Regions from separate parts of the Homo sapiens genome. Here region 2 is linked to region 1. The links are chromatin loops, found by intact Hi-C in ENCODE. Cell type or tissue: prostate gland. All regions are shown on one strand. Each heading gives the region's core, and the rest is flanking DNA. Links, peaks and the distances in the headings are about the cores only.

What was found. Hi-C counts contacts between places; a loop is a spot of excess contacts. Peaks named below come from ENCODE experiments on the same cell type or tissue, not always from the same donor. Only the 100,000 strongest peaks of a DNase experiment are listed, where the experiment ranks them.
Region 2: a loop joins it to region 1, with 4 times the contacts of the local background. A loop is called at or near these places in 4 of 110 quality-filtered maps.

Annotation. Positions count from the first base shown.
Region 1 is chr15:92,520,294-92,535,794 of GRCh38, forward strand. No RefSeq gene overlaps it. Among named protein-coding and RNA genes, the nearest start is that of LINC00930, 44 kb to the right of the region's middle. RefSeq lists an enhancer at 1,266-1,858. In prostate gland, for the core only: no CTCF peak of the experiment used is centred there; a DNase peak (open chromatin) is centred at 7,048; H3K27ac peaks cover 1,264 bases.
Region 2 is chr15:92,660,665-92,676,165 of GRCh38, forward strand. No RefSeq gene overlaps it. Among named protein-coding and RNA genes, the nearest start is that of FAM174B, 13 kb to the left of the region's middle. RefSeq lists enhancers at 2,686-2,805, 3,186-3,235, 3,723-4,222. In prostate gland, for the core only: no CTCF peak of the experiment used is centred there; no DNase peak of the experiment used is centred there; H3K27ac peaks cover 465 bases.

The DNA.
Region 1 (15,501 bases), core at 3,531-11,530:
GTGGCGCATGCCTGTAATCCCAGCTACTCAGGAGGCTGAGGCAGGAGAATCACTTGAGCCTGGGAGGCGGAAGTTGCAGTGAGCTGAGATTGCACCACTGCACTCCAGCCTGGGCGACAGAGCCAGACTCCATCTGAAAATAAATAAATAAAATTTTTAAAAATAACTTTTATAGATACAGATGCTAGATAGTAAAATCTCATTAAATGAAAACCATTTGACCATGAATCTGTGGCCATTTAATTTGGACTAATTTAAAATTTACTTTTAACCTATGGGAACAGGGCTTCTCCACCAATTTAACCCTGTAATTAGGATGCCAAGAGATTTGGAAAACCACCTCGCACAGGTGCTTCTTCCTTGCCATTTATATCACACTTTTTCTTTTTCACTCGTGGGGTGATATTCAAAGCAAAGTTAACTTAAAGGTATAACCCTCCACTGTCACTCAATCTAGAAATAAAGTCCCTTTCTCTGTTGAGTTTAATGTCTCTTTATTTGCCATGGCAAGAATGGCAAACACATAGCACACACCCTACCCTCCATCTCACCCAAGCCCTCTGCAGGCATGACTAGCTGATCAGAGTAAGGATCCTTCTTAATCCAGTACTTCAAAAGAAGGAAGAGATTCCAAGCATTCCTTCCTCTCAGATAATAAATTTGATGTCCTCCTTCCAAGGAGAAAACATCTATTCTGTGCCCAAGGGCCTAAGAACTGAGGTTACTTACCCAGTGGAAATAGCTTATCCATTTCAGGAAGAACTGACAAAACAGGTGGTAAGATAAGGCTTCCTGTTCCCTCACTCATTTACCAAGAAGGTGGTTAATATTAGCAGAAAAATGGTTTGGCAGACTGAACACTGAATGAAGGTCTCCTTGGACACTTGGCATGTCCCTAGGCTAGAGCAGTGATATGGCTTAGCTCTGTGTCCCCACCCAAATCTCATCTGAAATTGCAATCCCCATATGTCAAGGGAGGGACCTGGTGGGAGGTGATTGGATCACGGGGGGCAGTTTCCCCCATGCTGTTATAGTGATAGTGAGTAAGTTCTCACAAGATCTGATGGTTTAAAAGTGTGGCACTTCCCCTCCACCCCTCTTTCTCTCTCCTGCCATCATGTAAGACCTGTCTTGCTTCCCCTTCACCTTTTACCATGATGATTGTAAGTTTCCTGAGGCCTCCCCAGCCACGCAGAACTGTGAGTCAAAACTCTTTTCTTTGTAAATAACCCAGGCTCAGGTAGTTCTTTATAACAGTGTGAACATGGACTAATATAATCAGTGATCTAAGAAGGGGTAGAGGAGAGCAGAGTAATACAAAATGACAAAGGGAAGTCGGGGAGAAGGATTCCCAGACTGTAACCATAATAGGTCTGTTGCCTGATATGCATGGCAAGTAAATACCATGGCAATACCATGGCCAGACACCAGGTTGCAGCAGAGAAAGAGGTTTAACCGCAGGGCCTCCGAATGAGGAGCTGTGAGTAAACCTCCAATCCATCTCCCCGTGGAGTTTGGGGTTAGGATTTTTAAGTGTTTTGGAGTGGCCGGAAGTGTGGAGATAGGTCCACGAACTGTGATTGGTTGAAGAGTACAGGATGAAGTCACGGGACAGGGAGATGAAGAAGCTCTATTCTCATGCTGATTCCACTCCTCTATGGGGTCTTCAAACTAGTTGGTGTCAGCTATTTCACTGGAATTCTGGATCTCAAAACACATCTTAAGCAATTCTTATGCAAAAGCCTTATGAATGTAAGATCAGAAATCCTATTTATCTAAAACAAGTCTTATGATTCTAGTCTCAGAAATCCTGTCTATAGGAACAACAGGGAAGCAAATGGTCAGTATCTAGTTACAAGCAAGTGGGTCAAATTGCAGCCTGATTCGAGCTTAATTATAAATATATTTCTGTCTGGAATTCTTGTTAACCCTATGAGGATAGCTTCAGGATGGTTATTCAATGAGAGCCAGCCTAGTGTAGGGGTTAAGCACATATCTCTGAGTTCAAATCCTGCCTCTGTTACACTATGTGCCCTTGGGTACATTATGTACCCTCTCTTCACCTTGGTTTCCTCATCTGTAAAATGGAAATAATAATACCTGTGTCATAGTATTGTTGTGAAAATTAAATGTGATCATCTATGAAGAGTTTCTAGCGTATACTACATACTCAAATGTTACTTTTTTTTTTTTTTTTTTTGAGATGGAGTCTCCCTCTGTTGCCCAGGCTAGAGTTCAGTGGCGTGATCTCGGCTCACTGCAAGCTCCGCCTCCCGAGTTCATGCCATTCTCCTGCCTCAGCCTCCTGAGTAGCTGGGACTACAGGCGCCTGCCGCCATGCCCGGCTAATTATTTATTTATTTATTTATTTATTTATTTTGTATTTTTTAGTAGAGACGGGGTTTCACCGTGTTAGCCAGGATGGTCTCGATCTCCTGACCTCGTGATCTGCCCGCCTCGGCCTCCCAAAGTGCTGGGATTACAGGCGTGAGCCACCGCGCCTGGCCGAATGTTACATTATTGTTGTTATAATTCCTGTTATCAGACAGGATGCTGTTGGAGTAGGTAGCACAAAATTCAGATAAAGGCATTGATGATCCTGCATTGAGTCCAGAGGTAGGATGTTCCAGGCACAGCTGGTTAAATCACAGCTATTTTTCATCATTCTGTTCTGAATCTCCAGGTCAGCAATTGTTTCCCCACCAGTAGAGCTGGCTTCACAACTCTAGATGTCATGTAGCCTCTAGCAAAGAAAGGGGAGGAGGCATTTCTAGCAAAGGAGACAGGAGGTGGCTGTTGGGGATGGAGTCAGTAGTGCATGATAACTCAGACTGGATTTATGGAGAAAAGAAAGACATATTGTGTGCACACAGACACACATACAGACTCCACTCATGTATGTTTGGCTAACAGGCCATATCTAGATGCATTCCAGACATCATGGAACATAGTAGAAAGGTCACACCAGGGGACCACCCACCTTGTACTGGGGCATTTCAAATGGTCTTATCTCTACCTAGGCCTCTCCATTGGATATCAAAGCCTTTGGCTGGGTTTAAACAGGTTAATAGGCTTTTGAGTAATTAGTGCTTTGAGGAAGCCGTAGGCTTTGATTCGTCAAATGCTGTGGCCTGTTCACTGTAAGCAGAATTTAATCTGTGAGCTACATCATGTGAAAATAAAGCTGCCTAAAACCAAATACATTCAAATTGTGATGATAGTAATGCAAGCAGGCAGGCTTTTCTTGCATGGCTTGTGAAGTGGTTCTGAAGCAGAGGAGTTCCAGAAATCTTTTAAGCAACAGTGGTTTGAAGAAGATGACATCCATTTGGAGAGATGTACTGATATATGAAATCCCCCAGTTTAGGAATAAGACCTAGGTGTAACTCCTGGCTCCCACCTTTGTGTAACCTAGGACATGTTTTTTTCACTTCCCTGAAACTCAGTTTCGTGGTCTTTAAAATGAACACGATAATACCTACTTTGGAGATTTAACAGGAGAGTAAGTTAGGTGAAAAGTTAAACTGCCTGGCCTAGTAGCTGGCACTGGGAAAGTGTTCATGTAGTGGATTCAACAGTGACCCCTGAAAGATATGTCCACTGAGAACCTGTGAATATGACCTTATTTGGAAAAAGGGTCTTTGCAGATGTAATTAAGTTGAGGATCTTGAGATGAGATTATCCTGGGTTGTCCCGATGGACCCTAAATTCAATGACAAGTGTTCTTTTAAGAGAAAGGCAAGGAAAGATGCATAAAGAAATGTTGACCTGTTTTTTCTCTACTAGTGTGGATAATTTGTTATTCTTTGAGCTCATCTGTGTTTTCCAATTTTCTACAATAAACTTGGTTTACTCGTGGAAAACACACACACACAAAAGAGGAGGCCATGTGACCCCAGAGGCAGTGAACGTTATATCCCTACTGTCTCCAGCAATAAGCACAGCACACGTTAGGCATTCATTTATTTCTTTTGTTTTTTTCTTTGTTTTGGTTTTTTAGTTGATTGGCAAAGCCAGTAACTGGTTCCAAGAACGAGTTAATATGATACTGCATGAGTCAGGACAGGCTTCCAAGCCACCTCCGTGTTTCAGTGACTTAAAATAACAAAGGACTATTTCTCACTAATGCTACCTGCCCAAGCAGGGTTGGGGATGAGGAGAGTTGGCTCCACGTCATCCTCACTCTGAGACCCAAAGGACAGGGGCTATACCTTCCCATTATTTTGGCTTCTCCCATAAGCCTGTTGGGTATGCAGAAAAGTGGGGGCTAAGGGACCCAGCATCAGCATTTAATGCTATGCCTGTCAAGTTACTTCTGCTGCATACAATGACCGGAACCACTGACATGGGAAATTCCAAGGCTCGATGAACCAGAATTAGAGGAGAGCTAGATATTGGGGAATATTAGAAATTCTACCACAGATATGGGTGCAATGGTCTCTTTGTGTCCACATTACAAACATCACAGAGAATCCAGTATGAATTGAAGAAGAATGAAATGATCACAGGCCTGGGAGCCTTCTATCTGGTTGTTACAACCTAAATGTTGGTCCTGACCCATCCAACTCCACAATGTGGCTGCTATGGATTATAAGAAAGCACTATACATTATTGTCATTTTGTTTTTCTTTTTCTAGACAACCACTCCCCCCAACCACCAAGATTCATGGGAATTCAGGCCCCAAGAGCCCATTAACCTTAGAGGCTCCACAGGGTCCAGTCTAAAGAGCCCAGATCAATGAGATCAAGCAAACAGTTTCTCAGAAGTCTATAACAAAAAGCAGACAGCTGGCAGCCAGCGTGAGACACCAAGATTTGTCTTTGTGGACGGCTGGCAGGGGCCTGGGGGAGATGTCATTTTTTAACAGGCCTCAGAATAAAATGGATTTTTTACCTGCTGAAGGAGCTACCAGTTAGCAGACATTGCTCTTCCAGGAAAACAAATACACAGCTGGGATACTCATTTTTCTTCCATTATTAAATATTGTTGGCTTGGTTTTAAAAGATTTCAAATACGGCGGCTCTTTAAAATTCCCTGCCTGCCTCCCTTTCTTCCTCCCCTTCTTGTCTCCCTGCCCTTTGATGGAGTTTCAGCGCCCACATGCATGGCAACAACCGCTATTTCATCTTAAATTTCTATAGCAGAAAATGTAGGTCACTGATCTTAGAAGTGGCCTAGTTTCCTGGCTCTAAATAGAAATCTTTCCCCAGGTTGCGGCTTTTTTCTAGGTTAATGTCTAATAAAAGTATAACCTACTTAGCCAGGCCAAACAAACTGAGTTCTGACCTCCCGTCCACCCAGCTGCTGAATGGTTTTGCAGCTTTAGGATCGTCCAAGGCCACAGCTATCCTCAAAAAGCAGCTTGAGGGCCAGAACATGCCTCTGAGGTCACAGGTGGCAGAGCCTAAGAAGGAGAATGTGGCAGCTCTCACTCCACCTGGCAAAGCAAAGGTCCCGGGGGAACTAAGATGTGTTAGTTGCTCACCCACGCTGAGCACTTCTGTACATCTTCACATTTCATTTTGTCCGGGTTAGCTCAAGGTCGTTCTCCTTCCCCCTGCCTTTCCTTCCTCCCTTCCTTCCCCCTTCTTTCCTCCCTTTCCTTCCTTCCTTCCTTGCCTTTCTTATTTCCTTCCTTCCTTTTCTTTCTTCCTCCCTCTCTTCCTCCCTCCCTTTCCTCCTGCCCTTCCTTCCTTTTTCCCTCCATCCCTCCTTCCTTCCTTCTTCCCCTTCCTTCCTTTCTTCTTTCTTTCCTTCTTTTCTTTCTTCCTTCTTTTCTTTCTTTCTTCCTTTCTTTCTTCATTCTTTCCTTCCTTCCTCCCATCCTTCCTCCCTTCCTTCCTTCCTTTCTTTCTTTCTTCCTTTCTTTCTTCATTCTTTCCTTCCTTCCTCCCTTCATTCCTTCCTTTCTCTTTCTCTCTTTCTTCTTTCTTCTATTTTTAATGCACAAGTAAACCAAGTTTATTGTAGAAAATTGGAAAACACAGATGAGCTCAAAGAATAACAAATTATCCACACTACTAGAGAAAAAACAGGTCAACATTTCTTTATGCATCTTTCCAGGTATTTGGCTATATGTATATACTGACAATGACTTATGTTGAACAAAGTTTGGATCATAATAGTCTGTGGTCTAGTTTGCTCCCTTAACCTATACTGTCACGCTTTTTTCTGGTCAATTTATGTATATGTGTGTGCATATGTAACCTTGAGAATTTTTTTTAAGAATTTTTAATTTAATTTTTTTCTTCAACTTTTATTTTAAATTCCTGGGTACATGTGTAGGATATGCAAGTTTGTTACGTAGGTAAACATGTGCTATTGTGGTTTGCTGCACAGATCAACCCATCATCTAGGTATTAAGCCCAGCATGCATTAGCTATTCTTCCTGATGCTCTAACTTCTGCCAACCCCACCCCCAACAGGCCACAGTGTGTGTTGTTCCCCCCGCCATGCACTCATGTGTTCTCATCGTTCAGCTCCACTTATAAGTGAGAACATGTGGTATTTGGTTTTCTGTTCCTGTGTTAGTTTGCTGAGGATGACAGCTTCCAGCTCCATCCTTGTCCCTGAAAAGGACATGATCTTGTTCTTTTTTATGGCTGCATAGTATTCCATGGTATATATGTGCCACATTTTCTTTATCCAGTCTATCGCTGATGGGCATTTGGTTTGATTCTATATCTTTGCTACTATGAATACCACTGCAAAGATATGCATGCATTTATCTTTGTAATAGAATGATTTATATTCCTTTGGATATGTAGCCAGTAATGGGATTGCTGGGTCAAATGGTACTTCTGCTTCTAGATCTTTGAGGAATTGCCACACTGTCTTCCACAATGGTTGGACTGATTTACATTACCTTGGGATGTTTTTCTAAAATAACAAAATTATATAAAATAAATTGTAACCTGAAAGAGATAGCTCATCATTTTTTAAAGATTGTTTCATTTAGGGTTTTATAAAACAGCCAGGCAGGCAGCTAGTGGAACTTAGCCTGGGTGAGTGCCAGGTACATGGTGTTTTTTATAGTAAACATGAGGTCAGCCTCCTCAGCAGGGAGCACTGCAGGAGAAACTGGCTCTCCTGCTGTTTCCAGTACCAGCTGGAGGTGGTGTGAGGGCATCTGGTGAACTTGTGTCCTTGCCTCTCCCCACTCTTCCACCCACCTGAAGTCCCTCTGTGACTCTGCAGCCTTGCTGGATGGACGATCACTTTTCTGCAGCCCCCTTAACATGGAAACCAAAGCCCATGCGTGGGTCACATGTTCCAAAAGTTCCAGCCCACTAGTGCCTGGTCTCTGTGTGCACACCCAGCCACTGCTGCTCCCTTCTCTGCACTTCAGACGGAGGCCCGTTTCTTATCCAGCAACTCCAGACCAAACAAGAAGACTCCATTGCTTCCCACTCCTTCACCTCTGAAGTCCTAACCCCTAGCAAGTTTTTCCTTCCTCGGGTAGGCGCCCTTAGTCACAGGGAGCCGTGACAAATTTGCTTATAAGTTACTCCTTTGTCATAACCATTCTTTATATTAGACTTTCTCTCTTTGATCTGCTGTGTAGTTTCTGTCTCCTGATTGGACCTGGACTGCCACAGTCAGGCTCCTGACTCAGCTCTCTAACATTAGAGTTGCATGTGGCAAGCCACACGGCCCAAATTGGGCCCATTTATACCAAATGGTGGTGGACCCAGACTTCATCTGCCCCAGCAAAATCTTACCTCCCACTCACAGTGCTCTGAAGGACACCCTGTAGGCCCCTCCTGGGCCAGCTCCTGGGTCACTGTGCAGCCCAGGGCCCCTCCTCCTGCACTTGCTCTCCAACTGCAGACTCAGCCTACCACAAAAACAGGTTCCTTGGCCCCTGACCTTTACATCTTGCTCAAAAGTGCTCATACTGGCTGGGCGCAGTGGCTCACACCTATAATCCCAGCACTTTAGGAGGCCAAGGCAGGCAGATCACTTGAGGTTAGGAGTTTGAGACCAGCCTGGCCAACATAGCAAAACCCCATCTCTATTAAAAATACGAAAAATGAGGCTGCGGCAGGAGAATCACTTGAACCTGGGAGGTGGAGGTTGCAGTGAGCCGAGATCACGCCACTGCACTCCAGCCTGGGCAACAGAGCAAGACCCCTTAAAAAAAAAAAAGGACTCACACCATCATCTCACCTCCTTCCATGACTTCTTGAACTTTAGTGGCTCAGCCCTAGTCATCACTCCCGAAACAGCCTCCTGGATATCTCTGAATTTGACCCAAACTACAGCTGTGCAAGGAAAAGCAGGAGCTCTTCTCCTCCATTTAACATATGAGGAAACTGAGGTTCCAAGTTTCAATGCTGATTCACATGGAGAACAAATGGCATTTCCCAGAAGTGAATCTTCTGATGTCTAGCCCAGGGTACTGCTAACACATCACTGAATTTCTCTCTCTTATTGGGTGAGAAAAGCTTGTTTCTACACAGCTATAGGTGATCTAAAGTCACCTGGAGGGTTTGAACCTCAGTCTAAACAGGGCCTCCACATTTGGCTGCACAGGTTAAGCCCTGTTCAGCTGAGAGCTTCTGTAGGAGCTGAAATTCAGCCTGTGCCCTTCATGGTAAGCCACACACTGAACATAGGGCTGAATCAGCCCAGGGAAATGCATCATCTTGGCACTTGACCACCCATAAGAGGCATTTTTATGAAGTTTCCACAACCACATGGAACTATACTAGCAGCTGAGGTAGCCCAGGTTCAACGCCATTTGAGGGTATCCCTAGCTTTGGCTTTGGGCAGTGTAGACTCAACATTCTATGGGACTCCTGGGCAAGGTACCTGATGGGTGGGTGGCAAAACAGAGGGAAAAGAAGAGAAGTCCTTGCTATCAACCTAAGTCATTTGTTCCTACAAACATCCCTGATTCATGCTACATTCTGTCTGTCTCTCAGACATCTGTCCTTCCAAGTGCTCATGGATACACCCCTCTTGCTGGTATCTAATGCTGTTGGCCCTGCAACTTTCTGTACTCCTTTCAAGCCAAGTTTGGGAGCACTGGAATCCCTCTGGTCCTCCCTGTGCCAGTGGAGCATGGACATCTCCCTAAAGCTGCATATCTTCATGGGCTCTGTGCAACCATTCCCCCTCCAACCTCTCTGGCTGTTATAGTTTGGACTTGTGTCCTCACCCAAATCTCATGTTGAATTTTAATCCCCAATGTTGGAGGTGGGACGTGATGGGAGGTGATTAGATCACAGGGATGGTTTCTTATGAATGGGTGATATGGTTTGGCTGTGTCCCCAACCAAATCTCATCTTGAATTTCCATGTGTTGTGGGAGGGACCAGTGGGAGGTAATTGAATCATGGGGGTGGATCTTTCCCATGCTGTTCTCATGACAGTGAATAAGTCTCACGAGATCTGATGGTTTTAAAAAGAGGAGTTCCCCTACACAAACTCTCTCTCTCTCTTTGCATGCTGCCATCCATGTAAGAAGTGACTTGCTCCTCCTTGCCTTCTGTCATGATTGTTAGACCTCCCCAGCCACATGGAACTGTAAGTCCATTAAACCTCTCTTTCTTTTGTAAATTGCCCAGTATGTCTTTATCAGCAGAGTGAAAATGAACTAATACATTAAGTTAGTACCAGTAAAGAGTGGCATTGAAGAAAAGATACCCGAAAATGTGTAAGTGACTTTGGAACTGAGTAACAGGCAGAAGTTTGGAACACTTTGGAAGGCTCAGAAGAAGAAAGGAAAACGTGGGAAAATTTGGAGCTTCCTAGAGACTTGTTGGATGGCTTTGACAAAAATGCTGATAGTGATATGGACAATAAGGTCCAGGCTGTGGTGGTCTCAGATGGAAATAAGGAACTTGTTGGGAGCTAAAGCAAAGGTGACTTCTGTTATGTTTTAGCGAAGAGACTGGTGGCATTTTGCCCCTGCCCTAGAGATTTGTGAAACTTTGAACTTGAGAAAAATGATTTAGGGTGTCTGGCCAAAGAAATTTCTAAGCAGGTGCTTCCATGCTTCTTGTACAGCCCATGGAACAATGAGCCAATTAAACCTCTTTTCTTTATACATCACCCAGTCTCAGGTTATTTCTTTATAGCAATGCGAGAACTGGCTAACATACTGCTTCCTCAGCAGGAAGAAGGGCACAGGAGCAGGATCCCTAGACAATCTGGATTTCCCTTCATCTCTCCTTCCTTCCCTGAGCCCAACCACATATTCTCTAGACTAGGTAGGATAAGCCTTACTCTTTCTTATCTTCCTCCAAAACGCTTTGTTCACTAGCAGGCTTTCACTATGGGCTTCAGCTTTGGGAGGCTAAAATCCAGGGAGTTCCTCTTTATCTGGCTTTAAACCCTGTCCACACCCCTGGGGCAAAAGACCCAGAAAGGTCTGGCCACCTCAGTGGTGGAAAGAGTTAAGAAGAGATACAAGGAGGGTAAAAAACATAAAGCTTGGGAGTTCAGAAATATTATCACACTGCACAGTTTTACTGAAGTAACCATACCACAGAACGGAAAGTCTGTCTCTCCTGATGTGGTAGCAGCACAACCTGAAGGCTCTTGCCTCCAGTGCCTCCAGTGACAATCAAGTACTGACCATCCCCACATCATGACTGAGTTGCTGGTTATCATGGTCAGTTCAAAACCTCATTCGGAATGATGTGAAGAGTACTGGTCAGTCTGTGTGAAGTGAGCAGATTAAGATATCCCCCTGTTATCTGAGACCTTCTGAAAAGCCCTTCATATAGTCAATAAATTTTTCCTAAGCCTCAGAAATGAGATGACTCCATGCTCAAAGAGAGACTAAGGAATTGTTTGAGAATCCAAGCAGAAACACCAGGACAATGTGTTGGGAACTCAGACACGGAGCCAAAGAAGAGACTGAAAACTTTGCTGCTTGGAAGTCCTGTAAAAGTCCTGTATCCTTTTCCCAGTCACATCCCCAGTTTACCTGCTGTGCCCACCACCACCAGAAAGAAGAAAACTAAGTCTAGCTGATACCACATCTAATGGAAGCATCAACCAGGTTGCCCTAAAATCGCTCCCTGAACGACAAAAATCAAATGTTGTGGGATGATGGAGGTTTCAGAGATAGCTCCAAATGCAAAACTTCCCAGTGGAAAGTGCTCTGGACAGGTCAAAGGCAAATTCACTACCATAAAGTCCAGGAGACCCCAAATCTCTGAGGCTAACACTGAAGGTACTCCATGAAAAACTCTCCCCACAGTGCCTGCACCAGGGAAACATCAGCCTCACCTCTCTGCTCCCCTGTCCTGCCAAACTTCAGTCTCTGCTCCCAAGAAAACTCCCAGCACCCCGATCAGGGAAGAGTGGAACACTTGTGCCTACTCTTCTGAAGGGACTGAAGTGAAACCCAGCTGGGTCATGCCAACCCTTTAAGGATTCAGAAATAGCAACTCTTAGCAGTAGTCCAGCCTGTCCAGTCTGTAGCAGTGATTCTAACACACATCCTCCATTCTCACTGGCAGACAAGCCTTAGAGGATCAGAGGGACTGGGGAGTGTGCACTCTAACTTCTCCTGCACCATGTTGACCTCTGGCCACAAGTTAACTCAGGAGGAGACAAAGGACGCAGGCTGATCAGTCTGCAGAAATCCAAAGGACACTATTCAGAATCTTCAGAGTTTAGAATCCTTTACCACCAAACACCAACAGAGGAAAGAAGCTTCAGAAATGCTTAGACCCACTCGCCTTCCCTAATCTCTTGCTGAGCCTAGCGGTTTCCACCAGGAATTACAGGACATATTGCTTTGCGTGGTACGAGGGAGTTGTTTCAACAGGACTTTTCTTTTTAGGAATTTCAGGGCTGACATTCTAGCCAGTAGATTTAACATCAGCTTCACCCGCTATTAAGTCAGTTTCTTTAACCTGTTCTGAGCGATTGATTTCTTCACCTAAAAAGAGAATGGCCACATGGTAGCAGAAACTCATTTTCCACTTGTTTTGGCCCCAGTTTTGGCCCATATTACTAAAGTAGAGCCCAGACTCTGCATGCATTTTGCTGTGTCCACCCACAGCTTTCCAGAAGGCTCTCACTTCACCAAACATATGTCTACTTCTGGTTTGAAAGCAGGGGTGCCTCTTGGAGCTGCTGCAGAAGCCTCACAAGCTCCTCAGCTTGGCCTCCAAAGGACTCCAGGAAATACGTCCCATGCTTTGTGCAGTATTTGCGGTCATCCTTAGTGGGGAAACAAGATGTGGAGCTGTGGAGGAGTTATTAGTGTTTCTCGAGCTTGAATAATATATGTGTCCCCTTTGAAATGCATTTTTTTTCTTTTGGACTCCCCTAGTGTTGACCTATTTTTATTATTGTGTTAGTTGCAATCAAAAACTCAACACTGGCTTGAAAAAAAGAGGGGCAGGATATTCGGGTTCAAACAAATGAGCACCCCTGGGATGTATTAGCTATCAGGACGGTGCAGATAAGTTTTTAGCTCCCTTTTCTGTGACTCAGCACCGTGCTCCCCTTTCCAGCTTGTCCTGTCCCTGCCACACAATGGCTGCTAGGAGCACTAGGGGGCTCTGGGCTTGTTTTTGCTCATATCCATGAGGCAGAACCCTGTTGCCTACCCCTAAACCAGTCACTGAGGGCTGAGCAATGTCTGGAGGTGATCATCTTAGGCCAACACTTACATAACCAATCACTATGGCAAGGAGGAGCAGGGTCCCCCTGCTTGGTCTAGGCATCTAAGCCAATCATAGCCTATCCCTGCAGCTGGAGGTGTGCCATGCCCACCCAACCAAGCAGCTGCTACAGAGTTGGATGGAGAAATATGGATGTTGGAGGACCAACCACCTGTCTATGTAATCACCATGTACTGGACTTTGGTGAGTCTGCACACAGGTGCATTCTTCAGCCTGTCTCTGCTCTGTTCTGTATCACCAGGGTGTTGTGTATGTGTGAATGTGTGTGCATGCACACATGTGTGCAGCAGAGAGGGTCTGATCCCTGCAGGCTGCATTTCCCAGTCTTCACATCGGCTGGCTTCTGCTGGATTAAGCCAATGGAGGCATTATTAAAGAAGTGGAGAGCAGGGGGATGGGAGAAGCTGGAGTATTTCTCCCCATCTCTGCCAGCCTCAGGCAGTTCCTCTGGAGACAGCTACATCTCCTGCAAGGCTCTAGCTCTCCCAGACAGGCCCTTCATTATGACCCCAGCTTCCGGGCTTTGTGTTTGTCCCTCCAGCCTAGGGGTGAGGTGGCTTCCTCCTATTGGCAGTCTCCTGAGTGTCTCGCCATCAGCAATCTCACCACCTGTGTAACCACTTCCTAGTGTTGAATTGCCTTTTTTTTTCCTAAATATTTAGAATGGTTTCTGTTTTTCTGGTGGAACTCTGTTACACTCCTAAATATTACAAACATCAAACCAGGTATAAACTCTGCATGCAAAGGACTCTTACAGAAGCGCAATAAAATTCAAAATAACATTAACTCAACATGATGGACCATACAGACTGCATTATTTGGCTGAAACCAAATTCCCTCTTGAAATGTGCATGAGTCTGTCTATTATAGTGCAGGTTCTTTCTGAGCTCAGCAGGCTTATGCCACCAATGTTATACAACATGACTTGTTCCTTCCACTACTTTTCTCTAGTGAATTTCTGTAAAACTTTTATTCATAGACTATCAACATTGATTGCTGGCTTTCACATGCGAAAAAACATTGTAAAGATGAGCTCTCAAAACTCATAGCCCAACGTAGTTACAAGGTCATCATCCAGATGTTCCAAAATTTGTATCTATAATATTTTACTATTAAACTAAAAACATGACATTTAAAAATGCTCAGTGAGAGAAACATGGATATGGTTTTCACACAGACAGCCATAAGTGGAGAAGATCCCTGGGCCAAATTTCACAGCTCCTGAATTAACATTATTGTGTGCAGACTATGTGCCAGGGACACCCTAATTAATCCTAACGACAATCCTTCAAGGCAGGTATTATAATTTTCATTTTACAGATGAGGAAGCAAGCTCAAAGAAATTAAGTGACTTGCCTAAAGTCTCTAGAAGGAGGCAGAGGCTCACATTCTCAAATCCGTATTATGCCTCTTCATTCACCTCATTTCCTCTTCTTTCCTATGGAGGAAGTTAAGTTGCAAAATCGATTCATTCATTCCATATTTATTCACACTCACTGATATGGTTTGGCTGTGTGCCCACCCAAATCTCATCTTGAATTGTAGTTCCCATAATCCCCACGTCACGGGAGGGACCCCGTGGAAGGTAATTGAATCATGGGGGTGGTTACCCCCATGCTGTTCTCATGAGTGGGTCAGTTCTCATGGGATCTGATGGTTTTATAAGGGCTCCCCCCTCACTCTCCACTTCTCTCTCCTGCTGCCTTGTGAAGAAGGACATGTTTGCTTCCCCTTCCGCCATGATTGTAAGTTTCCTGAGACTTCACCAGCCATGCAGAACTGTGAGTCAATTAAACCTGTTTCCTTCATAAATTACCCAGTCTCAGGTGTTTCTTCATAGGAGTGTGAGAACAGACTAATACACCCACCATGTATCAGGCACTGTTCTAAGCACTAGATAAAACAGTAAGCAAAACAGACAAAAACCTGCCCAGTAAGGTTTACATTCTAGTGAAGCAATTGGAAAATAAACAACACTGATAAGTAAAACATGTGGTACACAGATACTGCCAAGGGTCAGGGAAGCTTGGAATGGGTAGGATGTTGTTGAGGAAGGGCTGGGATTTTAGATAGGGTAGTCAGGGAAGGCTTTTGAGCAAAGACCTGAAGGAAGTGAAGGAACAAGACATACAGACAGCTGGGAGCAGAATGTTTTGGGCAAAGGAGACAGCCAGTGCAAAGGGGAACATGCCTGGAGACCAATGTGGCTGGTGCAGAGAAAACTATGGGGTGCAGCAAGAGACAAATGTATTAGTCTGTTCTCACACTGTTGATAAAGATATACCTGAGACTGGGCAATTTACAAAAGAAAGAGGTTTATCGGACTTACAGTTCCACATGGCTGGGGAGGCTTCACAAATCATGGCAGAAGACAAGGAGGAGCAAGTCACATCTTACATGGATGACAGCAGGCAAGGAGAGAGCTTGTGCAGAGAGACTCCCACTTTTTAAAATCATCAGATCTCATGAGACTTATTCACTATCATGAGAACAGCATGGGAAAGACCCACCACCATGATTCAATCATCTCCCACTGGGTCCCTCCCACAGTACGTGGGAATTATGGGAGTTACTAGATGAGATTTGGGTAGGGACATAGAGCCAAACCGTATCAACAAGTCAGCGGGAGTGGAAAGTCAGACACACAGGGCCTGAAGGTCATGAAAGGACTCTGGCTTTCACTCCAAGCAAGACTCAATGCCACTGGAAGGTTCTGAGCAGGATCACTCTGGCTATGTGGACAAGAGATTGTAAGAGCCAAGGATGGAAGCTGGAAGACCAGTTAGAAGGCCCTTGCAGTAAATCCAGGTAGGAGGGGATAGTGTGAAAGGAAAATATCTTGGGCCCC
Region 2 (15,501 bases), core at 2,616-10,615, 140 kb after region 1:
TGTTAGGAACAAGGAAGGGGAAGACATAGATACTGAATAGGCTACAACGCCCATTCCAACAAGCAAGAAACAAGGAACTGAGTCTGTCTGGATTTGTAGAATCAAAGCCCAAATCAGACCCAGGAAGGATCTGGTTAGGAAACAGCACTGTCCAGCAGATGTCTCGTGGGCTCCGCCATTACCACTGACTCCTAAAGCCACCAGACAGTAGATGCCACTGCTGTGACCACGGCTCAAAGAGTGAATTTTTATTTATTTATTTATTTATTTATTTATTTATTTTATTTTATTTTATTTTTTTGAGACAAGGTCTCACTCACTCTGTTGTCCAGGCTGGAGTGCAGTGGCGTGATCTCGGATCTCGGCTCACTGCAACCTCTGCCTCCCAGGTTCAAGCGATTCTCCCACCTCAGATCAGCTTCCTGAGTAGCTGGGACTACAGGCACGTGCCACCACTTTTTGTATTTTTTGGTAGAGAGAGGGTTTCACCATGTTGGCCAGACTGGTCTCAAACTCGTGACCTCAAGTGATCTGCCCGCCTGGGCCTCCCAAAGTGCTGGGATTACAAGCGTGAGCCACGGCGCCGGGGCTGGAAGAGTGTCTCCTTAACTTCCTGTGAGTTGCATCACTGGCTTGAAATTAAAGGTCCTAAAACGCAGCACCTGATTGGCTACCCCAGTCACGTGGCACTGTCCGAGAAGGGGAGAGGGCATATCCCACCCTCTTCATCTTCCAAACGGGAAGAGCAGGGGTCCTCCTCCACCAAGGATCACACCACTGAGGAGTCCACCACAATAAGGACATCTGGATGCGGGTAGCCAAAGCCAAAACTAGTAAACGGCCACTTCAAACACAGAGGAAAATTCTTCAGAAATAATTAGATCAAAAAAGGAAGTAGATAGTTTCTTAAAAATAAATACATAAATACAAGACAGGGTCTCGCTGTGTTGCCCAGGCTGGTCTTGAACTCCTGGACTCAAGTGATCCTCCTGTCTTGGCCTCCCAAAGTGCTGGGATTACAGGGATGAGCCACCATGCCCAGCCAAGGTGGGTAGATATTGATGAGAGAGATATAAAGATAGATAGATAGATGTTAGAGATAAACGATAGAGAGGTGATAGATGGGCATATAGGTAGAAGAGAGAAATTTATACATATTTTCTATATACTGTACATACATTCATATATGCACAATAAATACAAGTCATTTAATTCCAGTACACCACTAACTGTGTGATCTTGTTTAAACCTTATGCCTCAGTTTCCTCATCTGTAAAATAGGGCTAATAAGAGAACCTATCTCATGAGAGTATTTCAAGGACCAAATAAGTTAATACTTGGAACATGCTTAGCAAAATATCTAAACAATGGTTAAGTGCTCAGCAAATGTTAATTATTAATAAAATATCAGAGCAATGAAGAAGGATCACTGAAATGGCATTTAACTATAAATCACTTTTCCAGCCTTCAAGGTTCACCAATATCTGAGGGAGGGAGTTTCTGATGCCCTGGCTGGGACACCTCCAGGAGACAACAGCTATGGAGCAAAACCAGATCCCTGAGTTAATAATGCCTAAACCACCTTGGAATTCAGAGCAGGAACACCCTTTGGACACCTCTCACCTATTTGCTGTTTTATACATATGTAGCCCAGAGGAAATAGGTCTCAGTGAAGTAACCTAACTGTTTGGAAGACAGACATTCTCCATTCTCTGTGACTAGCAGCTGACTTAAAACAGAAGGACACAAGAAAATATATTGGAAGAAAATATACCAACATGGTTCGGTTTGGTTTGGTTTGGTTTGAGATGGAGTCTCTCACTGTCGCCCAGGCTGGAGTGCAGTGGCCGATTGTGGCTCATTGCTACCTCCACCTCCCAGGTTCAAGCCATCCTCGTGCCTCAGCCTCCCAGGTAGCTGAGATTACAGGCACGCACCACCACACTTGGCTAATTTTTTGTATTTTTAGTACAGACGGGCTTTCACCATGTTGGCCAGGCTGGTCTTGAATTTCTAGGCTCAAGTGATCCGCCCACTTAGGCCTCCCAAAGTGCTGGGATTACAGGCATGAGCCACAGTGCCCAGCCCCGGAAATATAACAACATGTTAATAGCAATTATCGCTAGATGTGTGATCATGGGGCATTTGTGTTGTCTTTACTGCATCAGACTTTACTGCAACAGACTCTAGGCTCTGTAATAAATATGTACTAATTTGGCAGTTTTCTTACATGCAGTACATATATTAATCTTAACTATTTTATTTCCTAAAATGAATATGACATGACTCACCTTTGTTTTTAACATACCCTCAGGCAAAGGGCTTACAAAGATGACCAGAGATCAAACTCTGGAGCATGCGTAAGGAGAATGTGAGAGGCAGACTCTCAGTTCCCGCTGCACCCCATACTGCTGACACAGTGTAGGGAAAATAATTTTTAAGGGTAGACTGAAGAGGGGTAAGGAAATTCCAGATAACAACGTCCACCATGCATTGAGCTTTGCAGGCATAATCACACATACCTTTCAACCCTATGGGAAATAGGCATTAGCATCTCTATTTTACAGAGGGGGAAACAGAGGCTTGTCAATTTAGGGACCTGAGAGAGGCACATGTGCATGGGCAGTGGAAGAAAGGTCTGGCCTGGTAAGGAAATCCCCTTCAGCCCTTGGAGAGTTATTTCTGTTCCAATTTGGAGAAGCTGCTGACTACACATCTACCTGAGGGGGACCCACAGCAAAGGAGTGGAGGGGAAGTCCAAGACGACTCAGCCAGAAACCCAGCGAGCAACCCCACGGAGTGTTCCAGCCCATCTTTCATTTCTTCCTAGACGTCACTAGCACTCGTCATCTGGAAGGTTTCTTCCCACAGCAACAGATACGTTTTGTGCCCCTGTTACGGGCTGGACACTTTCGGGAAAGGAATAAATATATTGCATGTGGCCTTTAGCCTTAAGCACAGCCATTCTGATTTGCAGACAAGACATGTTGACTGTTGAGCTAATCACTAGTAAATAAAATTTCCAGACCCAAGAGAAAAGGATGAGAAGGAGTAGAGGATCCGTCCTGAGTATATTCCACAATCATTGCTAGAGACGTTCAGATGCAAGAACTCATGTTGGCTGCATGCCCACTGTGTGCCACACTCACCTCACATGTGTCTCATTAGTCCTCACAGCAACCCTCTGTACCCCATCATAGCCTCCCCGGTTGACATGCAAGGAAATGAAGACCTGCGGGGTCCTACAGTGTCTGGGGCCAGACCAGCACCAGGGCACAGACCCCGAGCTCAGTCTTTCCAACTCCTAAGCGAGACTGGGGTTGTCTCCAAAGACAGTGAGGCATTGCTCCATTAGAAATACCCCGTCTCGCTCCACGGTGCTGGGAATATCAGAGAGTACGTTTGGAAAAGTAGAGCTGAGTAGTGGGAGAACCCTCTGCAACCCCAGTGAAACCTCCTGCGTGCAGGCCGCAAGCACTCGTGTAAAACGCAGGCCCCAAATACTAGTAAATGTCATGATCAAATCCACTTCTCAGACAGACTCCTTTACACACAGTTGTTATCATCCACATAATAAAAGGAATTGGATTTCCCTCGTTTGTCTTAAGTCTTTGCACAATTTCCTCCCACCTTTCCTGGGCCTGCTGGGAGGCTCCGCACAACCCCACTGGGTGGAAGGCAGAGTAGGCAGGGGAACCCTGGGCCTGGCAGTTTTGTTACAATACTGTGTCACAACACAGACAGGTGGGGTGGCCAGAGTCAGGCAGAGCGACACAGGGTGTGTCAGGTGGCTCTCTTGTCCCTGCCTGTGCACACACATGATGGAACCCTGGTACAGTAACACAGCATTCAGTTGAGACCGAGGAAAAATAAACGAGGGACAATTCATCCTAACCTAACTCAGGACAGCGGCCAACCCTCTGGTTTTGCCTGGGTCTGAGAGATTTCCAAGGATGCAGGACTGTGTTTTTAAAAGCAGGTTAGTCCCAGACAAACCAGGAAGAGCCGGTCAGCTCAGCTGACCTCTCTACCCTCAGGTAATGCAGCCCCTTGCCTTTATATTCTCCAGTCCTTCCTCAGCCCACTCGCTCACCCCGCCCCTCTGTGTCTCTGAGCAGCCAGGCAAGCTTGAATACTAGCTAATATTTATTGAGCATTTACTTAGCGTCAGGCGCTTTACATCAGGCCTAAGGAGAAAATACGGTTATCACCTCCTGTCACAGATGAAGAAACTGAGGCTGGCAGAATTAGTGTATACAAATAATTCCATAAAACCAGCTTCTGCGCACACTTGAGCTTATAAAAGGTCTCCATACTTTGCCTTCCCAAGTTTGCCAGAGAGAGGGAGACAGAAAAAGAGAGAGAGAGAAAATGAGTGATGAGTGAGAGAGAGAATGAGAATTAAAGGTCTCTCCCTCCATCCTGGAGGGGGACAGGCTGCATCTCAGACATCAGGCCCTCTCAAGGGATCAGAGGATCAAGCCCATCCTCCGCTTGCTCTCTGCACCTCGCCTGTGGAGCTGACACAGCACCAGCTGCAGCTCATTTTACTCCCCGCCAGAAACGAGGGTGTTATCATGTGATATTTTTGCCTCTTTTTATAAATAATTCATCCTTTTTTGCACAAAAGTAAGATAGCCTGAAGCTAGAACATTTAAAAGGAACGTCAGCCCCTTATACATAAACAATAAAGTGCTAGTTTGCCAGAAAGTTTGCGAAAGTCCCGAAGCTAAAATACACCTCGTTCTAGGTCTATTTTTAGCCTGGAAAAGGCTTTCCGATGTCTTTCTCAGTTCACACGTGATAAGGGCTGTGTTATGCTTTCTCTGAAATGGGGCTTTCCCAAATCAGTTACATTTGCACAGGGAAATCTAAAAGATAACTTGCCAAATAAGCATACTTATGAAATCCAAATCCCAAGTACACAAATGCTTTTTTTAACTCCACAAAAATAAATTATAAACAAATTGATAATGGAGTCTACGGTCAACCACGGCTATGAGAAATGGGGCCACAGATTGTTAACGTTTACAGGAGTCTTTTTCCCAAGACTGAGAGGGAGTTTTCCTTTGCAGAAGGATAGCAATTCTGGAGCTGGAAATTACAATCGTAAGAACAATTATGGGAAAAACAATTATGTTTGATGATAAGATTTGGGCCTCCATGTTATTGTGGGCTCCCTTATCCCCTTGATGTCATGCATTAGTTTGGTTTTTTGTTTGTTTGTTTGTATTTGGGACGGAGTCTTGCTCTGTCACCCAGGCTGGAGTGCAGTGGTGTGATCTCGGCTCACTGCAGCCTCCGCCTCCCGGGTTCAAGCGATTCTCCTGCCTCAGCCTCCCAAGTAGCTGGGACTACAGGCACCCGCAACCACGCCCGACTAATTGTTGTATTTTTAGTAAAGACGGGGTTTCACCATGTTGGCCAGGCTAGTCTCAAACTCCTGACCTCAGGTGATCCACTCGCCTCAGCCTCCTGAAGTGCTAGGATTACAGGCATGAGCCACCATGCCCAGCCTCATGCATTAGTGTTTTATGAGAAAGACATTTTATTTCTTTACCTAAAAGGATTTTTTTTAATACTAACATTGCTGTTGTCAAAATATCTTCAGAAGGACACATGACAGACTCATAATGTTGGTTGCCTATGGCAGAGGGTGACCAACCATCCCAGTCTGCTGGGGTTTCAGGAGTCTCCTGGGATGAGGACATTTCAGAGCTAAAACAGAAAGTCCTAGACAAAGCAGGACCAGTTGGTCACCCTACCTAGGCAGGGGAACTCTGGATGGCTGGAACAGGGGCAGGAAAGGGAATAGTAACTGTATCCCTTCATGCATTTGGAATGTTGAACTATGTAAACTTATTGCTGGTTAAAAAAAAATAGGTTAAAAATGTTCTGTCAGTATCATATGAGAGGACTCTTTTTAAATCAGTAGATCACTAAGCGTAGCAAAGAAAAGGTTACTGGACCTATGCAAAATTTATATCAATACATTTAAGGTCTGCTTTATTATTTCATTTGTTTCTGAAATATGTCCTCCAAAAGACTTCACAATTATTCACCAAAAAAACTCAAAAATTTGCAGTTCTTTAATCCTCATTCTCACAACACCAGGCCACTGAGGCTCACACTGTTGTTCCATTTTGAAGATTAGGAAATGGAGACCTAATGAGGTTATCTGACTTGCCCCAGGGTTGGAAATGAGCGTGCCATGCAGCCCGTGTCCCCAGGGCCGCCCTCTCCCGTGCTGGCCTACTTTACAGCTGGCTAGTATCGTCAAACCATGGAAACAGCGAGCTGTTGCCAAAGAGAAATATTTCTATGAAAGTTTCTGAAGTGTCCCCTAGGAGAGCCTGCAGACGTCAGTGACGACATAATATTGCTGACAGAGCCCTCCCCACCAATCGTGCTGCTCAGAGAGTGCCACCCATGGAGCAACTTTTTAGGAGATTCCCACAGGATGGAAAGTCCTGAGGTGCATACGTGGAGGGACCCCACCTTTGAGCTCAGGTGGACCATCTGTCCACAGTTCCTTTCACAGTGCAGTACTTTTCCCATACACATCAAAGTTGCTTTGGATCGAGAGGCGAAGACCAGCAGGGCAGAGCTAAGCAGGCCACAGACATCTTTCCCCAGAAAAGCTGAGGGTGAGAGGCAGGGCGGTTCACCCTCCGGATGGCTGTTTGTAAAGTAAATATTGATTTTGAGCCATCCCCCAACCTGCTCAGGAAAACACACCAGCTGTTGCTTCTGCCTGCAGCTCCAAGTGGCAGTCACTCCCATGTCCAGAAACATCCTCTCCATACCTGTCCCCACTGCAATTCCCACAGCTGGCATCGTCAGCCTCTCCGTGACAGTGGAGTTAGACCTCACGTTTGCAGGAATTTGTGTTTTAATTCCCAGGCAGAGCTCGGGCCTCTGAGGGTTAGGGACACAGAAAAGGTCAGTTTGGGGATGGCCCCGGGTGGATGGCTGTTTCTCCTGTTCCCCACAGTGTGGAGCCCAAACCTTCACCCCTGTGTTGATGCATCCTAGACCCACTTTGGACATTTCCACCTCACAAGTAACGTTGGCAGCCACTTCCCGAGAGGCGCTGCTCTGCGTTCCTGACCATTTTTTTCTCACTCCTCTCCAGCCTCAGGGATACACCCTCCTGTTTGAGACCAGCCCCCACACGTTGGCCCTGAGTTCAACCCTCCTCCACCTCCTCTGAGGCTCTGCTTCACGCATTACCTCTGCTTCCTCCTGTATCTTCACCCTCCAGTAGATATTTCCCATTCTGGTTTCTCACTGAGAAAGAAAAGAAAAGAGAAACCAAGAGGGAGAGAGGGAGAGAGAAAGAGAGAGAGAGGGGAAGAGGAGAGGGGAAGGAAGGAAGGAAGGAAGGAAGGGAGGGAGGGAGGGAGGGAGGGAGGGGGAACGGGAGGGGGAATGGGAGGGAGGGAGGGGGAGCGGGAGGGGAGAGCCTACAACTTTGTGTGTCTCCCTTTTGCCCTCCCTGAACCTCTAAGTGGCATTTGATGATGCCAGGGCTTCCTGCCTTGGAGGTCTCCAGTTTTCTATCTTCCCTCTGACCTCTCTGTCCCCTCTCTCGGGAGCTGGCTCCTCTCCCTTTTAACTCAGTCCCCAGGGCTTCCTGCTGAGTTCTTTTCTCACTCTGGCCCCTCTCCCTGGGTTCTCAGGTACCCAGCATGTCCCACACAAGATTCTTCATCGTTCCCCAAAACCTGCCCTACCTCCAGAGCTCCTACGCTCTGCTGGCCACCACACTGCACTTGGCGGAGGCAGGAACCTAGGGGTCCCCCTACAATCCCCCCATTACTAAGTCCTTCCTCTTCTCTCCAGAAACAGTCCAAATCCAACCACGAGTAAGTTAGTGTAACTTGTTTGTTTATACGTCTCTCAAAACACACACACACACACACACACACGTAATGTCCATCAAATCAGGAGTTGTGTCTGTTTTGTTCATTGGCTATTTCTTCATCAACCAGAAATGTATCTGGCACACAGTAAGTGCTCAATAAATGTTGCTGGACTGAATGGATAAGTACCTACTGCCGTAGTTTATAGCAAGCAACAGGAGTTGAGTGCACGTATTTAAAGTCAGAAGGCAAGAGCTGGAATCTTGGCTTTGCCATTTACTCTCAGTGTAACTTGCACTAAATTAAACCTTAAGTCTCAATTTCCTCACCTGTAATATGGGCATAAAGATAGCAGCTCACTTATCATTAGGATTAAATGAGATAGCACATGTAGAGAACTTAGCATAATAACTGGTACGTATTAAGTCATCAATAAACATTACATATTATGTTTCTTATTGTTGTTCTTTCCTGTCCTCATGTGTCACCTGTATTATAACATCCTTCCAACCGTTCTCCAAGACTCCAGGCTCCTCTCTTCAGGAGAATTCCCACCCTAACATCGTAATCAGAGTGATCTGTCCAAATGCAAAATCAAGCATAATACTCCCTTGCTGAAAACCCTTATGGGGTTTAAACTCTGCCAGTAGAGTCCTAATTCCTTAGTATGGGCCCAGCTTCCCCACCCCCACCTCCCAGCACCCCAAACTCTAAATTCACTAAACTCCTAGCTTCATCTACCCTTACCTCCCAGCACCCCAAACTCTAAATTCACTAAACTCCTAGCTTCATCTACCCTTACCTCCCAGCACCCCAAACTCTAAATTCACTAAACTCCTAGCTTCATCTAACCCTTACCTCCCAGCACCCCAAACTCTTAACTTTACTAAACTCCTTCCATCCGAGCCTTTGCCTAAACTGCTCCCTGGTTCTTCCACCAGGAATGCTCTTCCTTAACCCTCTCCTCTCCATTTTTTGCTTAAAGAACTCCTCCTAATCATTCTACAAACAAGACATAAGCTCCTTTGTGAAGATTTTGCTAATCTCTTCTGCACAATCCCCCACCACCCCATACAAATTCACCCCTGCCCACACACATTCCTCTAGGACAGTTAAGGTGGACCAGCTGTCCCAGTCCAGGCAGGAATGAAGAAGTTGCCCAGAATGTGAGACTTTCAGTGCTAAAACTAGGAGAGTCCGGGGCAAACAAGGGCAACTCTAATAGCACAGATCACATTGTTTTGGAGTTAGCTGTCTTTCTGATAAGATTGGAGGCAGCAGAAAGCTTACTTTGATCATCTTCGTGTCCCCAACACCTATCCTGGTGTCAGGCACTTATATAGCCCATACTCAATAAATAGGTGCTGAACGCATTATTGAGGTAGTGTGGAGGCAGTGGAGGAACTAAAGGCCGTGGTTCGGATCCCATCCCCTCGCTGTATGACCTTAGGCAAGTTATTATTTTCATTTGTATATTTGTTTGTTACTGAATGATTGAAGGCAAATTTCTTGGTCTCGGCCTCTGTTTCCTCATTTGTAAAATGGACATAATACCAATTTCGTAAGAATGTTGTAAAGATTAAATGCATGTAGGGGCTGGGCGCGGTGGCTCACGCCTGTAATCCCAGCACTTTGGGAGGCCGAGGCGGGCAGATCACGAGGTCAGGAGATCGAGACCATCCTGGCTAACACGGTGAAACCCCGTCTCTACTAAAAATACAAAAAATTAGCCGGGCATGGTGGCGGGCGCCTGTAGTCCCAGCTACTCGAGAGGCTGAGGCAGGAGAATGGCGTGAACCCGGGAGGCGGAGCTTGCAGTGAGCCGAGATCGCGCCACCGCACTCCAGCCTGGACAACAGAGGGAGACTCCATCTCAAAAAAAAAAAAAAAAAGCATATGAAGTGCTTAACACAATGCCAGGCATATAACAAGCTTTCAATAAATGTTAGCTGCTATTTATATTCACTTTTTTTAAAGAGTTAGCACAGTGCATTCAATAAGGGTTTGTTCCCTTCTCCCCATTAAACAAATTAATACAGGTGGCCTTAAATGTAATTATACCACAGAGAAGGCTTCCCTTAGGACAGGGATCAGCCACCTTGGTTGCACATTAGAATCCCCTGGAGGACCTTACAAACACTGATGCTCAACTCCAGGCCAATTAATTCAAATCTTTGATGGATCCATGCATCAGCACGTTTAAAGGGCTCCCCTGAGGAGTCTAATAGGCAGCCAGTTGAGAACTTCTGCCTTAGGGCACTGGGTTGTGGCTCTTTACCTCTTAATTGCTGTACTGGGTCTTTCCAAAGTTATCCCTACTCTAGCTATTGTCAACCGCAAGTGTTTAATACCCTCTGTTCCCTTCACTTTGTCTTCAGGGCAGGAACTGGAGAATTCTCAGCTCCCTAACCATTCCTGGCCTGTCCCCAAGTTCCTAACAGCTTTTCACAGCTTGCCTATCCCTTCAGAGCCTTCACAGCTTGATATTCCCCCAGGAAGTTGAAGAAATGAAAAAGAGGTCACTTCATCTGTGTCTTCCTTAAGGGGACAGATGGTTCCATTTTCTAGCCAGTGTTTCTCAAACTGGAGTCCACAGACATGTTCTCAGGGACCCGCCAGTTCTGTATGAGGATTTTTTTTCTTTGCATTTTCAATTTGCTAATAATCTAAAAATATTACTATTGTCATTAACTGGTTGCCCCTTTATAAAAGACTGCAAGATTTGAGTGCCCCTACAAAATTCGGTATTTGAGGGGTTTTCATTTGTTTGCTTTGTGAGACAGGGCTCTCACTGTCACTCAGGCTGAAGTGCGGTGTTATGATCATAGCTCACTGCAGCCTCGAACTCCCAGACTCAAGCCATCCTCCCTCCTCAGCCTCCTGAGTAGCTAGAACTACAGGCGTGAGCCACCACACCTAGCTGATCTTTGAGTTGTGTAAAGGCAATGCACACATACAGATTTCGAATTAGTTCAGATAGAAGGACCAAGCAGGGAACCAAATCCTCCCATGGCACAAAGCAATTGAAGCAAAACAGACTCCAAATGACCAGCAAGTAGTTGTTAGTCTCAAATTAGCTGCAGAAACAGATGCAGTTTGTGCATCCTGTCAAAACGTAAGTGTTTGCAGCAGTTCATTAGCAGTGAGTAGTAAATATACATTTACTAAGATATTTTCTTCTCCCATTCCAAAAAAAATGGGAAGAGAAACCCCAGTTGAGGTAGATTTTAATAAAGCTATAATGCTAATTATATCCTTAAGTGAATGTGAGCCATGTACACATTTATCAAGGGCCATATAGTGCCTGATTGTCCAGCAGTAGCAAATACAGCCTTGACGTTAAATACCATGTGTGCCTCATTCTAATAAGAGACAGTCTTTGCATGGATATTATTAAAGTCAAAATACAGCAATAGATATAAAACTAGACCCAAGGCTGCATCTTTTCATTATTAAGCCAACAATAGGCATTTATTTTTAGTACAGCTCATCATAAGTCCCATCAAAATAATGTCGTTTAGATGTGCCTATGTACTCTCTTCTGCTTTCAATTTGTAAATTTGTTTTTGGTTTTATAGGTGCATAAGAGCTTGAAGCATAAACAGTTTATGCCTAGTTTTATTTTACACCTAATTAAGAGATGGTAAAAAATAACTCTATTGTAGCTGTCAATCCTCAATGATCTTTTCCCTGGTGGTCTGGAACACTCGTGCTGGCTACAGATCAGAATCAGACAGAGATTGTCAGACACACAGGCTGCCAGAGGTTGGAGACTCGGGGCTAGAGGACAGGACACTTCCCCGGGCTCCGGATCTGCTTTGTCACTAAGGGCAGAGGCTATTTGGTGATTTATGGACATGGGTTCTTGGTCCTGTCATTTCACCATCTGCCCTCCCCTCCCGCTCCCACTTCCACCTCCCCTGGGCCTCAGTTTCCTCGATTCCCTGAGGTCTGTAGTCCTATCTGTCCCTAATTTTCAGTGGTTCTGTGATTCTTGCCTTCAGTGCGTTATCAGCTGAAGGTAGAGGATAAAGCACCCGCAGGGCTTGGGGTCAGACCTGGCTGAGAATTCTGACCCAGGCACTGCCCCACCTGGGACATTTAAACTTGATGAGCCTTGGGCTCCTTGCTGTAAAATGGAGAGGATAACGCTGTCGCCACTAGATGCTGCACAGATTAAACGAGATCAGAAATGTCTGGTAGGCACAGCCACTGCTCCCTGCCCGACTGGGCATTCAGTGCATGTTCGATACTGCCTTTAAAGTTCCTGTTTGTCTTCAGGAGGGGTTCCTGGGCCTAACTGAAAAGAAGAATTTGTTTTTGTTGTTTTTAAAGCTCAGCCCATAACCTCCTTTCAACCAAACAAGGTCTTCCTGAAACTTCTCTAGATTTCTGAATGTTTAGCTTCAGGATGCACCAAGGAGATGGGAGAAGCTCCCTGAGGGGCCTAGGCTGAAGCCAGGGGGTGATGGGTCCCAAGGACTGCCCTGAGACAAGCCCCTTTCAGGGACCAGAGGAGAAAGAATCATACTCGCTCCATTCCAGGACAAGTGAAAAGGAGGCATGTGTTTCCTGTGCACTTTTCAGCTAGCTGTAATGAAGCAAGCTCATTTTATATTTGATTTTAACAAAGAGAGAATGACTGATGGCTTCAAACACACACATCTGCCATGCCTGTTTACCCACATGAAATTAATCAGAGGACTTCAGGGCTGATGCTGGAAACATGGGTGAGGAGGGCAGGGTTCGCTTGCCCCCACCCCCACCTAAGGTCAGCTTTGGAGTTCGGGAAAAGCTCTTAGCTCCAACTTTCTCAATGAAGAGAGGCTTCTCACACTGCAGAGAGACAGGGAGGCTCCCGCAGCCCTAAGCCTAGGACCCCCAGAACTCTCTGAGCCCAGGTTCCCAACACCTGGTGGGTAGGTAGGAGGAAGCTTTCCATTCAGCCAAGATTCACAGAACCCCACACTGTGAGCCCTCCTCCCTGGCAGAGGTAGAGTTACCGCTGCCTGGACCCCTGAGGGCACAGGGAACCCAAGGGTTCTGAGACACTGGGTTTCATCGTCCTCACCTCCTCCCAGCTGTGCTACATAAAACATCAGTTGTGTAGGATATTGTGTTCATTTTCTGGGGCTACCATAACAATGTGCTACCGACTGGGTGGCTTTAACTACAGAAACTTATTCCCTCAGTTCTGGAAGCTAAAAGTCTGAGATCAAGGTTTTATAGGGTTGGTTCCTTTGGAGGCCTCGCTCCTTGGTTTGCAGATGGCTGCCTTCTCCAGTGGCTTCCTGTGGTCTTCCCTCTGTGTGTGTCTGTGTGCTGATCACCTTTTCTTATGAGAACGTCACTCATATTGGGTTAGGGCCCACCCTAATGTCCTCATTTTCACTTAATTACCTCTTTAAACACATTATCTCCATATATGGCTACATTCTGAAGTACTGGGAGTTAGGACTTCAACATATGAATTTTGAATAGATACAATTCAGCCTCTAGCAGATACTATAATGGGTTAATCTTATGTGTCAACTTGGCTAGTCTGTAATACCTAGTTGTTTGATCAAACTGCAGTTTAGATATTGCTGTGAAGTTATTTTTTAGATACAAATAACATTTACAATCAGTAGACTTTTTTTTTTTTTTTTTTTTTTTTTTTGAGACAGAGTCTCACTCTTTCGCCCAGGCTGGAGTGCAGTGGTGCAATCTTGGCTCACTGCAACCTCTGCCTCTGGGGTTCAAGCAATTCTCCTGCCTCAGCCTCCCAAGTAGTTGGGACCACAGGCATGAGCCACCATGCCCAGCTAATTTTTTTGTATTTGTAGTAGAGACAGGGTTTCATCATGTCGGCCAGGCTGGTCTCAAACTCCTGACCTCAGGTGATCAGCCCACCTCAGCCTCCCAAAGTGCTGGGATTACATGTGTAAGCCACCGCGCCCAGCCACAATCAGGAGACTCTGAATAAAGCAGATTACTCTTTATGATGTGGGTGGGCCTCACCCAATCAGTTGAATGCCTTAAGAACAAAGACAGAGGCCCCTCAAAGAGCAATTCTGCCTCCAGATTGCAACATAGGAATTATACCTGAGTTTCCAACCTCAAACCAAAGACTATAACATCAACTCTTGCCCAAATTTCCAGCCCGTCTGCCCACCCCACAGATTTCAGTCTGTCAGCCCCAACAATCACGTGAGCCAGTTCCTTAAAACGAACCTCAGTCTCTCTTCCTATCCCTCTCCCACCCTGCCCCTTCATATCGATATTAGTCAAGTTTCTCCAGAGAAATAGAGCCAATTTCATACATATTGGCAGTCAAAGAGACCAACGTATATGACCAACATCAGCAGGTCATAGGATATGACCTTAATTTGGTTAAGACCACCAGGTTGGCCTCCAAAGCCGCTGCACAGGTCAACCTTCCCACCAGCAGCACATGATTCCTTATGTCCCTACACACTCCCAATAACAGGTGGCATAATCCAACTGTCTAATTTTGGCATTCTAACAGGTCTAAGTGTCAGCTCTTTCTTGTTTAACTTGCCGTTCTTGAACAGTATTACTAACGATTTGGAGCATGTGCTCATGGTAGCCTTTTTGGTTTTGTCATGGAGATAAAATTTCTTCTCTACCTTCTTAGTGTTTCTGGCTGGGCCCAAGAATTAAATTGTCATAAGACAGATTAACAGGAGAAAAATACAAATTTTATTTATTTATTTATTTATTTTCTTTGAGACAGAGTTTCGCTTTTGTTGCCCAGGCTGGAGTGCAATGGTGCGATCTCGGCTCACCGCAACCTCCGCCTCCCAGGTTCAAGCGATTCTCCTGCCTCAGCCTCCTGAGTAGCTGGGATTACAGTCATGCACCACCATGCCCAGCTAATTTTGTATTTTTAGTAGAGATGGGGTTTCTCCTTGTTGGTTAGGCTGGTCTCGAACTCCCAGCCTCAGGTGATCTGCCCGCCCCACCCTCCCAGAGTGCTGGGATTACAGGTGTGAGCCACTGCACCCGGCCACAAATTTTATTTAGTAATTTTTACATGTGTATGAGAGTCCCCACAAGCAAAATGAAGACCCAAAGAAGCAGTTAGAGGCTAACACTTACATACTAGGCTGGACAAAGAGCAGTATATTGTGAGAACATGACAAGACAAAGGAGCCTGGGCCAGGGCAGTTAGTGGTGGAGCTGTCACTGGGAAGATAAACGCCAGTTTAACAAGGTTGGGTTGTGCAGATTTCTCTTGGCCTCAACTCCTCATCTCTGGTTTTAAGAAGGTCTTTCTTCCTCCTGGTACAGAGGGGGCCCCTTTCACTAAGCAGTTTTGGCTCCCACTTTCGGGGAGAAAAAGAAGGATCAGAGTGTCATTCTTGCTTGTGCTGTTTTTCAAAGTGCCTTTAATTCAAAATAACCAGGCTGGGTGCAGTGGCTCACGCCTGTAATCCCAGCACTTTGGGAGGCTGAGGCGGGTGGATCACGAGGTCAAGAGTTCAAGACCAGCCTGGCCAAGATGGTGAAACCCCGTCTCTACTAAAAATTCAAAAATTAGCCGGGTGCAGTGGCAGGCGCCTGTAATCCCAGCTACTTGGGAGGCCAAAGCAGGAGAATCACTTGAACTCAGAGGGCGGAGGTTGCAGTGAGC